Linked DNA regions of Homo sapiens: region 1 is linked to region 2. The links are chromatin contacts, found by Hi-C in ENCODE. All regions are on one chromosome and are shown on one strand. The core of a region is the stretch at or near the end of the contact, and the rest is flanking DNA. Distances in the headings are between cores, read along the strand shown. Region 1 holds the start of SV2B (synaptic vesicle glycoprotein 2B). Region 2 holds the start of MESP1 (mesoderm posterior bHLH transcription factor 1).

What was found. Hi-C counts contacts between places; a loop is a spot of excess contacts on that map.
Region 1: a loop to region 2 is called in a map of posterior vena cava, with 28 times the contacts of the local background. The contact joins the promoter of SV2B here to the promoter of MESP1 in region 2. A Hi-C loop is called at or near these places in 2 of 168 maps with a recorded cell type or tissue (lower leg skin and posterior vena cava).

Annotation. Positions count from the first base shown.
Region 1 is chr15:91,097,862-91,104,384 of GRCh38, reverse strand. SV2B (synaptic vesicle glycoprotein 2B) reads right to left here and starts at 4,128. Exons shown (of 13, transcript NM_001323032.3): 1 at 4,022-4,128. RefSeq lists a silencer at 3,902-4,301 and an enhancer at 4,351-4,892.
Region 2 is chr15:89,745,936-89,752,986 of GRCh38, reverse strand. It overlaps MESP1 (mesoderm posterior bHLH transcription factor 1), which reads left to right and starts at 1,738. Exons shown (of 2, transcript NM_018670.4): 1 at 1,738-2,478; 2 at 2,760-3,112. The coding sequence starts at 1,756. The coding sequence ends at 2,843. It also overlaps the pseudogene MRPL15P1. RefSeq lists silencers at 1,688-2,117, 2,178-2,467.

The DNA of each region.
Region 1 (6,523 bases), core at 2,879-5,378, 1.3 Mb before region 2:
AGCCTCCTGCCACTACCATGTGAACATGCCAGGCTAGCCTGCCAGAGGATGAGTGACCACATGGAGCAGAGCCAAGTCATCCAGCTGAGGCCATCCTAAAGCAGCCAGCCCTCAGACACTCCATCAGCAGACCAAAATCACATGAGCAAGCACAGCTGAAATCAAGCAAGCACAACTCAGAACTGCAGAACTACCCAGCCAACCAAGAGACATGTGAGAAAATAAGAAATGGCTGTTGTTTTAAGCCATTAAGTTTAGGGGTGGTTTGGTCTGTAGTCCCGTTGGCAAGGTTGGCCCTAAAGCATGTAATCAGTCCCTAGGGTACGCATCTAAGCTGCTTTGCTCTGAATAATGTGCTTCAGGAGATCTTCTCCTTGTGATTTGGCTGTTATGACAGGGGTCTGCAGGAAGAAGACCCACCAGCCAAGCCACACAGTGTCTCAACCACTGCAAATCAATAAGCTGGCATGCAGGTGAACAAGGTCACTGTGACGTGGCCCGGAAAGACAGATCAGGTTTCTGAGGCAGCAATACTAAAAGCCAGATATTGGATGGGGGAAATTCACAGAAGTAAATGTTGCCTTCTGAGGTGGACTCGGGGACACCCAGCCAGACTCTCTGACCTTGACCCAGCCTCACCTCATTCTATTTCACAGAAACTTTGACTAGGTTCTCAGGCATCCAGCCCCATTTCTGGCCATGGAACACACTGCAGTAGCCCTTCTGCACCAAGGACAGCTGAGTGATGAGGCTCTCAAATGCCCAAACCATGTTTTCTCTAGAGGAATAAAGTTTCCAAAGGGCAGAGCAGCAAACTGATCTTTATGTTAAGCCTATAAGATAGAGGCTTTAAATAAATTTGCCATATGATATTATGTAAATGCATTTCATGGTACACTGAAGGTCAGCATATTTCCAGATGATCCCAACACTTTTCCATGATCATAGAAACTCTTCTCATTCTCAAAGAAAAAAGAATATCTAGCAAGGACTGCTGGCCTGTTTGCTAAAGATGACCTTTTCTTTTAGTGTGGGGGAAAGGAAACAAAAAATCATAATACTAAGATTCAAAAGAAGCACAAACACAGTCCTCCATCCGGATGGGAGAAATCTGAATGTTGCGTTCCACAGTGTCCTTAATTCCTGTGCTTCCTGTTGCCTTGCAAAGACCTATGCTTTCTGCTTCCTGCATTCGTTTATGCTCTGAATGACCACAAGTACTTATATCTACCAACCAACCTTCTTCTAAACACAGAGTTTAGGATTTCATCCAGTTCCTTAAACAATAACTCAGCACATACATCATAGTGACAAATAGGAATCCTAAGAGGCAATATCTCAAATACCTGCCGTGTTGCCCCTATGACCTCAGGTCCTACTGCTGTCCCGGGTGTCTGACTCAACAGCAGCTTCCGTGGCCTCCTTTCTGGGTCTCTTGGGAACACACCTCTCTCCTATCTCAGGGTTTTGCAGGTGCTGCCTGCAACCTCTGGCTTCCTCCCTCACTTCCCCAGATGTCTGGTAAAATGTCATTTACCAGAATCCCTGGCTTCCTCCCTCACTTCCCCAGATGTCTGGTCAAATGTCATTTACCAAAAAGCCTTCCCTGGCCAAGCTGTATAAAAATAAATAACAAGCCCCACCCTGCCCTCTGGCAGCACTCCCCAGTCCTCTCAGCCAGCTTTATTTTTCTCCATTACAGTGTCTCATTAGCTGATACACTCTATACTTATTTATTTGTCCATCATCTTACACACACACACATACACACACTCTCTCATTAATTTAAGCTCCTTGAGAGAGGGCTTTTTTGGTTGTTTTTGTCTGTATTCTCCACACATAGAGCAATGGCTGACACATAGTAGGAACTTAATGAATGAACTGCCATTTCTTGAGCACCTACTTTGTGCCAGGCAAGTTATATATGATGATCGGGTAACAATGAGTAAATATTTTAAAGTATCTTTTCTTTAATTATTATAAGAATCCTATTACTGTCTCCATTTTACAGATCAGGAAACTAATGCTCAAAGAGGGGCTGAGTAACTTGCCCAAGACACTCACCTAGGTCTGTTTGAGCATCCACGCTCATGCTTCTTGTAGTGCACGCTGCTTTTCAAATACCTTAATGATGATGTAGGCGCATGTAACACACATCTCTGGCAAATACATAACACAAGAGCTTTTCATTCTATCATTTTTCGTCACCCATCACAGCTTTGGTCCAGGAAGAAACATCCTTGAGATTGGATTTTCATCTCCCAGAAAAGACTGGTAGTAACAGCTTTAGTTTTCCCTTATTCCACCCATTTAGGGAAAATCAAGGGAGAGTTTTCCTTTTGAACTGGGCTGGGACAAGAACAGATAGGTCGGGGACCCAGGGAGAAGCAGACAGAAGTTCATCTGCTCTGAAACTCCCTCAGAATTTTCCAGAGTCCCTGCCTTTGTGAAGTGTTGCTTCAAAACCTTCATAGTCCTGGAATTCAGGAAAAGCATTCATTAAAAAAGGAAAAAATTAAAGTCTGACTTGTATTGTGTGTGCTCCTCTCTGGGTGTCAGCCTGTGTCTACTGGGGTCTAGTCACATACTGCAAATACCAGCCCAGCCGAGACTTGTAAAGCTCTGCCCACCCAGTGGCAGTGATGGCAATGGTGTGGGAGAGTCATGTGGGTCACTCCCGGACCGAAGAACCAAGAGAGCGACCCAGTCCCTGCTGAAATCCACGCCATGCCTAATCCATGAGGGCTTCATTTTTATACTAATCACTGCCACTATCAATTTCCTCCTCCTCTCTGCTCTCACTGCTCTTTTCCAACACCATCATGAACTTATCCACCTCCTGATTACGAGTGCTTCTCCCCCTACCAGGTGTGAACCTCAGGGAGCCAGGACATTGTTATCATCATCTCTGCATCCCCAAGGACTAATCCCATCTCTGACAAATACTAAGTGCTCAGTAAGTATTTGCTGACTCAAGAAAGATGCAGAACGAGCCTGTACCTACTGCACCAACTGGAACAAGCAGAACAAGTCACCTCTTCTGGAAAGGGCAGGAAGCAGAAACACAGAGGAGACCAGCATAGACCAGAACCACCGCTGAGCCGACTACAGTGCCCAGTCCTCCCTCATGCACCCTCCTTACCCCTCACCTGCCACTCTCTGAGCCCCAAAGCCACCCACATTCACCTCCCCAAGGGCTAGAAAGCCAGCAAGCATTCCCCCAGCGTCCCACCCCACCCCACTGGGGCTGCTCTTATCAGAGCCCAAGACACCAACGTTAAGTTACCCTTAAACGGAGTAATTTGCATCTGTAATTTCCGGATAAAGGAGTGTATTTCATCAGCCCTGCTGAACCCTGGACAGCAGAGATTTCTACCACCCGTCTGCCGAAGACACAGCGGTGCCTTGCTCCTCCCTGGCTAAACGCATTTGCTAGCCCATCCCTGCAAAACAAGTCATTTTCTTTCCCTTGCGCTAAAACCCGTCCATAAACAAATCCTTCTGTGTCCCTAAGAAACGGCTCCCACGCCCACGGAGGGCGCCCTGCACATACAGAAATACACACTCACAAACCCCAAGAGCCACCAGGTGTAAGCACGTTTGAATTCTGTTCTTTAAGAACAAGCCAACAACAATAACAAAATCTATCTACTAGAATGTAACTGAAACTAAAAGCAGCGGCTAGGAAGCTTATGGAAACGGAGCTATAAATGCCAGCAGCCTGACATTTATAAGTTGCAAAACTACTTATGGCGCTAATAGTTCAAACAGGGTTTTAAAACAGCCCTTGGGGAGGCCGCTTTCAAAGAAGCGCACAGCTCCAGGCAGCGGGCAAGTCCTTGCTTTTCTGCGCCGGTTTTTCAAGACTCTCCGATCTTTTGTGCCATTTACTATGAACAGCACTCAGCTGTGCGAGCGTGTATATTTCAGCCCAGGCAGGCGAGTCTGGGAGCCCTGGCGCACGCGGGGTCCGCGCCCCGGCTGGGTCGGTTGCACCGCAGCGAGCAACGCAGTCCCCTACCTGGGTGGCAAATCCGCTGGCGGCCGCCTCCGGATGCAGGCAGAGCAGCGTCCGCCCCGGCAGCCCCGCGTGCAGCTCCGGCTAACGCGGAGCTGGGCGATCCGGGCGGAGGCAGGCGCCGGCGGGTGTCACACCTGCATCACCGCGCCCACGCCGCCCCCGCCAGCCGCCCAGGCGCAGCGCGCAGCGCGCCCCCGCGCTACAGAGCACGCGGGGCGGGAGGCTCCTGGGTCCTCTACTCAGCGGGATCAGATCCTAACCCGCTTTCTTCCCGGCCCGGGCATTAAAAGTATTCGCTGCGGGCAGCTCTGCTTCTAAATCTCCTTCTGATCGAAGGCTGGGTGTGGAGATAGCTCAGAGGGAAGGAGGACCAGTGAGGCCGCAAGGTCTCCGGATTTGCAGACCAATAAATATTAAACTTCTTATTCCTCGAGTTTTGTAACCAGCTGATCATGGGCGTCGTCTCGCTGTCTCCACCCCGCCTAGGGCGAGGGGGCGCTGTGGACTCCACATGCCCTTCCACCCACTCCGAACTAGGATGCGTCAGAGGACTAGACGCAAGTTCCCGGGAAGGGGAATCCTCTGATCACGCCGCCCCCAAAGTATCGTCGATCATGGTGCTGTTCGACTGCTTTGTTCTCGTTTGCCTCATCAGGAACTGAAGAGAACCTACCCGGCCAGCGCGGGGAGGAGGAAAGCCTGCAAGGCTTGGTGCATTCAAACAAGCCCTCCACCTCTGTCTCCCTCCTTCCAAACCACCACCCACTAACTCCACTGACGAGAGTTCAGCAAACTAAACTGCCAAGGCTCAGCACCGAAAGACTCTTTAGGAGCATAGGGCTCCTTCTAGGAGCAAGTAAGGAGCAAGGAAAGGACACTGGAAATTCGGATGCGGACTCAAACAGCACAACACTGCAGGTGCCTGGCCCCTCTAGGATCCGAAGCTACGTTCCTTTCCTAACAGGGCTAAAATGAAGGCCAGTTCTGGAAGAGCCTTCCCCCTCTTCTCCATGGAGCACATCCTCCATCATGAGGTCTTCAGCTGGACTCCCCACTCTCGCTGCCGTCAATGACCTGCGCTCCAGCTCCCTGCCTCTTCCCTGGCTGGGGCCTCCGCCGACTCGCACCTGGACCACCCGCAAGGACTTCAACTTCTCAGGCTCCTGGAGTCATTTCTCAACATGTAAATCTGATCTTGACTCTTTCCTACCTAAAACCATGTGATGGCTTCCCAGTGTCCTTGAAAAATCCGAAACATTTTTTTTTTTTTTTTTTTGAGACAGGGTCTGGCTCTGTTGCCCAAGCTGTGGTGCAGTGGCTGGATCACAGCCTCAACCTCCGCAGCTCAAGCAATCCTCCTGCCTCAGCCTCTCAAGTAGCTGGGACTACAGGCATGCGCCACCACTCCTGGCCAATTGTTAAACGTTTTGTAGAGTAGAAGTCTCACTCTGTTCTCCAGGCTGGTCTGGAACTCCTGAGCTCAAGTGATCCGCCTGCCTCAGCCTCCCAAGCTGGGATGCAGGCTCGCGCTACAGCGCCAGCCTAACACATCACATTTAGTGCTGGAAAGCAAACCCTTGCTAACCCCCCACAGCCTCACCCCTCCACCCTCATCTTTTCCCCTGTACTCTGGCCATATGGAACTTCTAATTCCTTGGACGTGCCTCACTCTTTCACCTCTAGGTCTTTGCACATACTGTTCCCTCTGCTTGGAATGTTCTCCTCCTCCCATTCCTCTTACCTCTGCCTAAAGCCTTATTCTCAGCTGAGCCATCTCTTCCTCAAAGAAGTCTTCCCTCATTCCTGAAATACCTGAATTCTCCCTGCTCCATGTGCCCAGAGCTACCATTAGTTCCTCTACTACAGCACCCAACGCCTTACTAAAGTTGTTGTCCGGCTTCCATAAGAGAATGTAAGCTGTAGGAACGCACGCCTCTGTTGTCTGCCTCATATGGACAGGGACCCAGAATATCGTATCTGCTTAATATCTATTGCTACAGCCACCATCCAGATTAAGGTGGCAAACAGTCCTGGCATCAAGGGGTCTCTTTATGCTCTTTCCCAGGCAATACCAGTCACCCTCCACCTAGGTGTAACCACCACTCTGACCCTTTTCAGCAGCAATTAGTATCACCTGCTCTTGAACTACTCATGAATGGAGTCATACAGTATATATATAGTATGTACTCTTTTGGGTGTGGCTTCTTTTACTCAAAATAATGTCTGTGAGATTCTTCCATATCATTACATATATCAGTAGGTCATTTTTTTCTTATTGCTGTATGGTATTCTATTGCCTGAATATAACACAATTTATCCCTTCTTCTATGAGTGTACATTTGAGTTGCTTCCAGATTTTAGCTGTGATGAATAAAGCTGCTATGAACTTGTTTTTTGTTCTTTTTTGGTTTTTTGTTTTGTTTTGTTTTGAGAAGAAGTCTCGCTCTGTCGCCCAGGCTGGAGTGCAGTGGCATGATCTCAGCTCACTGCAACCTCCACCTC
Region 2 (7,051 bases), core at 489-2,988:
CTCACTGCAACCTCCACCTCCCGGGTTCAAGTGATTCTCCTACCTCAGCCTCCCAAGTAGCTGGGACTACAGGCACGTGCCACCATGCCTGGCTAATTTTTGCATTTTTAATAAGACGGGGTTTCACCACGGTGGCCAGGGTGGTCTCAATCTCCTGACCTCATGATCCACCCCCCTTGGCCTGCCAAAGTGCTGGGATTACAGGTGTGAGCCACCGCGCCCGGCCCAATATTAACTTTCACCTGAAAGGTGTCTGCGGCCTTTTCGACCAGCTGAACACCATAATCCTCTTTAAGTGGCTGAATGGTCACACCTCTTCCATTGACAAGCTGGGTTAAGTCAATAGGTTGAGTAGGATCAACACGACCCAAATCAGTAACATATTACAGTCTATTGATACTTAAAGGTTGATACTGGTGTCTGAAGCTAAGTCCTTCATTAAATCTGTATTTTGGGATTCCGATGTAAAATAGAGTCTGGCCATCCCCAAAGCCCAGCAGAGCCAGTTTCCTCTCTGCCTTTCTCTTTTATGGCCTCTGCCGCATTTTCTACCTCTTCTCCGACCTTTTGGTCGTCTCATGGGTTTCCTGGAGCCAGGATTCCGCTTTAAATTGGTCAGGCTCATGCGCAGCAGGGCCCAGAGCTGCCATAACCTGCGAAAAGAGTTTTATTTCTTCCTTTCTGACCTGTATGTCTTTTGTTTCCTAATTGCATAGCCTAGATCCTCCATCTGGTACAATGTTGAATAGGAGTGGTAAGAGAGACACCCTCGCTTTGTTCCTGCAATCGGGGGGTGGGGGGAAGATTTCAGTCTTTCACTACTCAGTATGAGGCTACCTGTAGGTTCTTTGTAGGAGCCTTTCATCAGGTTGATGAAATTCCTCTCTATTCTTAGTTTGCTGAGAATTTTCATCACGAAGGGTGTTGGATTTTGTCAAATGCCTTTGCTGCGTCATTTCCACTCACATTTCATTGGGAAAACCTGTTATACCTGTCCAATAGCGGCAGAACATCAGGTAAAGGCCAGTGGTGACAGCTGTGGCAACAGGCCAAGCTCCAGACCTTGCCAGGCTAGAGGTGGCCTGGGGTTGGAGCAGGCTTAACCCCCTCCCTCTGCTCAGAAGGTCCAGCATCCTGACCAGACTCGGCAGCTTATTGAATTTGCCGGGGTGCAAGCTTCCTTGCACTGTCCACATGTTCTTACCAGGGAAGGGTCTACCCAGGGCCATCCTGCCTCAAAGGAGAAGTGGTTTACTGTTTTCTCCACCTTTAGAGGGAATGAGGGTCCCTGCTCCTGGTCCTTACTCTACTCCACTGTCCAATTGGCGCATGCCCTGAGGCTCTCATTATACAAATTGGAAGCTAAGGTGCAAAAGAACTAAGAATTTGCATAAGGTCCCCAACAGGTGAAGGCAGGCCCCAAACCTAGGATCTAGATTTCGTTTTTCTGACCCCGCTTCCTTTAACCTGCAGGGCTGGCCCAACGCCCCGGGCTTCACCCAACACTGGGCGCAGGCGGGAAGGCCGAGAGGCTGGGTCGGGCGCCCAAGCGAGGGCCCAGGTGGGGCGAAACAGGCGCAGTCAAGGGGCTGGCACCTTGGCCCCCCGCCGTGGATTCAAAGGGTCAGGCTCCGCCCCCTCCAAGCCCCGAGCCCACTTTGATGTGCTGATGCGGCCTGGAAGGGGCCACTTCACACCTCGGGCTCGGCATAAAGCGGCCGCCGGCCGCCGGCCCCCAGACGCGCCGCCGCTGCCATGGCCCAGCCCCTGTGCCCGCCGCTCTCCGAGTCCTGGATGCTCTCTGCGGCCTGGGGCCCAACTCGGCGGCCGCCGCCCTCCGACAAGGACTGCGGCCGCTCCCTCGTCTCGTCCCCAGACTCATGGGGCAGCACCCCAGCCGACAGCCCCGTGGCGAGCCCCGCGCGGCCAGGCACCCTCCGGGACCCCCGCGCCCCCTCCGTAGGTAGGCGCGGCGCGCGCAGCAGCCGCCTGGGCAGCGGGCAGAGGCAGAGCGCCAGTGAGCGGGAGAAACTGCGCATGCGCACGCTGGCCCGCGCCCTGCACGAGCTGCGCCGCTTTCTACCGCCGTCCGTGGCGCCCGCGGGCCAGAGCCTGACCAAGATCGAGACGCTGCGCCTGGCTATCCGCTATATCGGCCACCTGTCGGCCGTGCTAGGCCTCAGCGAGGAGAGTCTCCAGCGCCGGTGCCGGCAGCGCGGTGACGCGGGGTCCCCTCGGGGCTGCCCGCTGTGCCCCGACGACTGCCCCGCGCAGATGCAGACACGGACGCAGGCTGAGGGGCAGGGGCAGGGGCGCGGGCTGGGCCTGGTATCCGCCGTCCGCGCCGGGGCGTCCTGGGGATCCCCGCCTGCCTGCCCCGGAGCCCGAGCTGCACCCGAGCCGCGCGACCCGCCTGCGCTGTTCGCCGAGGCGGCGTGCCCTGAAGGGCAGGCGATGGAGCCAAGCCCACCGTCCCCGGTTAGTGTCCCCTTCCCCGCGCCCCCTTCGTCCGTGCCCCCGCGCACAGCCCCACCGCCCGCCAAGGTGAGGACCAGGCACCCTGCTGCTCCCCGCCGGCAGCCTGGCCACCTGGCCACCATAGTATGCCCAGGGCTCCAAGAAGCGAAGGCAGGGAAAGGCCACGCAGAGGACTGGGTCTCCCCTCGCTAGGGGCCCCCTGAGAGTGGAGCCCACGAGCGCGGACACCCGCACAAGGCCACCAGTGCTTGAGGGCTGCGCTGTTCCGTCTCTCCCTACAGCTCCTTCCGGGCGACGTGCTGGCTCTGTTGGAGACCTGGATGCCCCTCTCGCCTCTGGAGTGGCTGCCTGAGGAGCCCAAGTGACAAGGGACAACTGACGCCGTCTCTGTGAGCACCGAGGCTTTTTGGCCTCAGCACCTTCGAAGTGGTTCCTTGGCAGACTGCCTTTCCTGGAAGAGGGCACGGGCGATCCCGACGGGGGCATTCCTGCGGGTGAGAGCCGTCCCCACCGCGGCGGCCCTTCTCAGCCCCTCCCTCCATGGAGGGACCCATAGGGCTAGACACTTTGAGGCAAGCAGGAGGCTCTGCCTAATGTGAATTTATTTATTTGTGAATAAACTGTACTGGTGTCAGTTGGCAATTTCTTCTTCCTACCCGTGGACACAGAGCTCCCTCTCTCCCTCCAAAGAAGAGCATGGGAGAGGTGGGAGGGGTTCTTGCAATCTTTAGCCCCCCGACCCCCACAGGCCCAGACCCCTTTGGCCTTACCCCCAGCCCTGGCTCAGCATCTAGTCCAGATGGGTCAGCCTGGAATGGGTGGGGAGGGACGTCCTGTGAGAAGGCAGCGGCAAGTAGAATCTGCTCATCTTTTCTTTGAACCTGGTGGGGAACTGGTTAAAACCAAAATATCTGTGTAGAAATACAACTCCATTATTGAGTATTTATTGTATGTACATCAGGTACCTATTATACTCAAGTAACCATTTTACAGAAGGATGAGGATCAGCGCTCAAGCCCAGGTAGGCCTCCAGAGTCCCAGCGCTCAGCTCTTGTGGGATTTTGCCAGCTCCATACATGTTGGGGCCTGAGGGATAACAGCTCCAAGGGGTTATTTTCTTGCATCCTGTGGTCTTATTCTCCATGCACGGGAGCATCCTGGCCTTGGAACTCCCCCACCCTCCGCCGGCATTTTCCCATCTGCCTTTTCTCTGGTTTCCCCACCTTGTGGCTTAGAGACATAAATAATGGTGTGGCGGTCCTGAGTTTATATAACCATGACCTCCTACAGGCCTAGATGGGGTGAGATGAGGGGCCCATGGGGTTGCATCGGAATCCACACAGGCAGTTGCGTGCCTGTCTGCATTGGCTGGATTCACATCAGGGAGCAAGAAACGGGAGGCTTGAGCCCAGAAAGTGTGTCCTCATCCAGCCAGGGTGTCTGGGCAACAGTCATGATTAGAGGGTGCGGTGGGGAGAAGGGATGTGTAGCCTCTCTGCCAAGCGTCCTTTACCCTCTATGGATAGATACCCAGTTCTCCCCTCCTCTCCTTCAAGTGTCTGAAACACAGGCTTCAGTGTCTGTTTTTATAAGAGCTTTATTAGGATACAATTCACATACCATAAAATTCACTCTTTTAACAACTGAATGGCTTTAGTACATCCACAGAGTTGTGCAAGCATTGCCACTAATTTTAGAACGTTTTCACCCCCCAAAAGAAACCGTATACCTGTTAACATCACTCCTCACTATTCCCTACTCCCAGTCCCTGGCACTCACTCTTCTAGTCTCTGTCTCTATAGGTTTGCTTTTTCAGGACATTTCATATAAAAGGAATCGCAAAATACGGCCTTTTGTGTCTGGCTTCTTTCACTGAGCACAATGTTTTTAAGGCTCATCATGCTGCCTCCTGTGTCAGAACTTCGTTTCTTTTTATTGCCCAATAATCTTCCATTGTTCAGCTACATGACAGTTGGTTTATCCGTGGTTCATCCGCTGATGCCGCTCGGTTTGTTTTTCAACTGCTTCAGAGATCACTTCCAGTACTCCGGCCCGGGCCAGGAGGGGCGGTAATGCAGAGTGGGATCGAGTCCCTGATCTGCAGTTCAGGGGTCCAGGCCAGGCAGGGCACACCCGGCCTGGCGCTTGGCCACAGAGTGGGCTCCAAAAGTCAGGCCTGCAGCGGGGTGGGACCTCACACCTCCGCGGGTCACCCCCTTTCCTGCTCCTCTGTCCCATCTCTCACTCCCCTCCCAGGACCCTAACTGGGGTAGAGTGGGAAGTTTTCTGGAGCCGACACAGCTTAGAAGATCTATTTGCATGGCAAAGGCCCTGCGTTTTAGAATGGGGAATTAAAGTTATTAGCAAGTCTTTTCACAGATAAGTGGGGCTCATTGGCTAGCCCCCTTCCCTGCAGAGGGCTTCTCCTCCGCCTCTGAGCCTGGGAGTGGCCCAGTGTTTATTAGCACCTAGGTGTGAATTTTCATTAACAAGGTTCTGCTAATAGCTGCCCAGACTCAGGACTGGAGATAGGCAGGGGACATCTCCCACTGCTCCAGCATCCCCAACCCCCATCCCGGGCAGCCCCATCCCACACCCGGAGGAAACCCTGTGTGCCTGTTCACAGAGCCGACAACAGTAGCCAGCGTCCAGGTAGGCGCCCCGTGCCGGGTGGTAGTGGAGCCTCCCTCACCTCAGTTCTCAGCCCCGCTGCAAGGTAACCCCAGCTGCAGGGCCACTTTAAGAACAGGAGCGTTAAGAAAAAGGCTGCAGATGGTGGGTGGCAGTGTTGGGATCTGGACCCGGCTGTGACTCCAGACCTGTGTGCGTAATCACCAGGTGTGCTGCCTTCGCTTCGGCTGAACACCAGCTTGTCTCAAGAACAGAGGGTACTGGGGGGCGCCTCACCTCCCCTGAGGCCCAGTCAGGGTGCCCCACTGTGGAGTGGTCTGGGCCAGGCCCCACGTGCCGTGGAGGGAGTAGTGAGAAGGACTGCACCGGCACAGGGGTGCCCGCTGAGGCCAACTAGCTGCCCGCTGGTCCCCACTAGTCCCCAGCCGCCCTCCTCTTCTGGGGCTCTGCTTTCACAGGGCCACCTAGTGAGAAGGCCAGCGCAGGGAAACCAGCATTTCCAGAGCAGCGACCCTTGGCCGGGCTGTGTGCTTGGGGCTTAAAATTTGGGCTCAGGGCCGCTGGCAAGGTGGGTAGGTTTGCACTCTCTCTGTTTTACAGGCAGAAGCTGACGCACAGGGAACTCGAGGAACTTTCCATAAGGCTAGTGTGCAGCCCCTGGGGACGGGCCAACTGTGGGCTGGTGGTTGGTGAAGCCTGTCTTTGCAAGAGCCCTGGCAGCAAGGTAGGGGTGTGTGTGTGTGTGTGTGTGTGTGTGTGTGTGTGTGTGTGTGTGTATGTGGCAGTGGGGCTGTGTGTGTGGCGGCGGGGCTGTGTGTGTGTGTGTGCATGCGCATGTGTGTGTGGTGGGGCTGTGTGTGTGCGTGAGCATATGTGTGTGTGTGGCGGCGGGGCTCTGTGTGCACGTGTGTGTGGCAGCGGGGCTGTGTGTGTGTGTGTGTGTGGAGGTGGGGCTGTGTGTGGAGGCGGGGCTGTGTGTGTGGCTGGGGCAGCAGGGCTCTGTGTGTGTGTGTGTGTGGCGGCAGGGCTGTGTGTGTGGAGGCGGGGCTGTGTGTTTGTGGAGGTGGGGCTGTGTGTGTGTGTGTGTGGGGAGGTAGGGCTGTGTGTATATGTGTGGGGAGGTAGGGCTGTGTGTATATGTGTGGGGAGGTAGGGCTGTGTGTGTGTGGAGGCGGGGCTGTGTGTGTGTGTGGAGGTGCGGCTGTGTGTGTTTGTGTGGGGAGGTAGGGCTCTGTGTGTGTGTCTCTGTGTGTGGAGGCGGAGCTGTGTGTGTGTGGAGGCGGGGCTGCGTGTGTTTGCGGAGGCAGGGCTGTGTGTATGTGTGGAGGTTGGGCTGTGTGTGCGTGTGTGGAGGTTGGGCTGTGTGTGTGTGTGGAGGCGGGGCTGTGTGTGTAGAGGCAGGGCTGTGTGTGTGTGTGGAGGTGTGGATGCTGTGTGGAGGTGTGGATGCGGTGTGGATGTGTGGAGGTGTGGATGCTGTGTGGATGTGTGGATGTGTGGAGGTGTGGATGCTGTGTGGATGTGTGGATGTGTGGATGTGTGGAGGTGTGGATGCTGTGTGGATACTGTGTGGATGTGTGAATGTGTGGAGGTGTGGATGCTGCATGGACGTGTGGAGGTGTGGATGCTATGTGGATGATGTGTGGATGTGAGTAAGTGAGGATGCTGTGTGGAGGTGAGTAGGTATGGATGCTGTGTGGAGGTGTGGATGCTATGTGGATGCTGTGTGGATGCTGTGTGGATGCTGTGTGGAGGTGTGGATGCTGTGTGGAGCTGTGGATGCTGTGTGGAGGTGTGTATGTGTGGAGGTGTGGAGGTGTCAGGTGTGGATGCTGTGTGAAAGTGTGGATGCTGTGTGGAGGTGTGTATGTGTGGAGGTGTGTATGCGTGGAGGTGTGGATGTGTGGAGGTGTGGATGTGTGGAGGTGTTGGTGTGTGGATC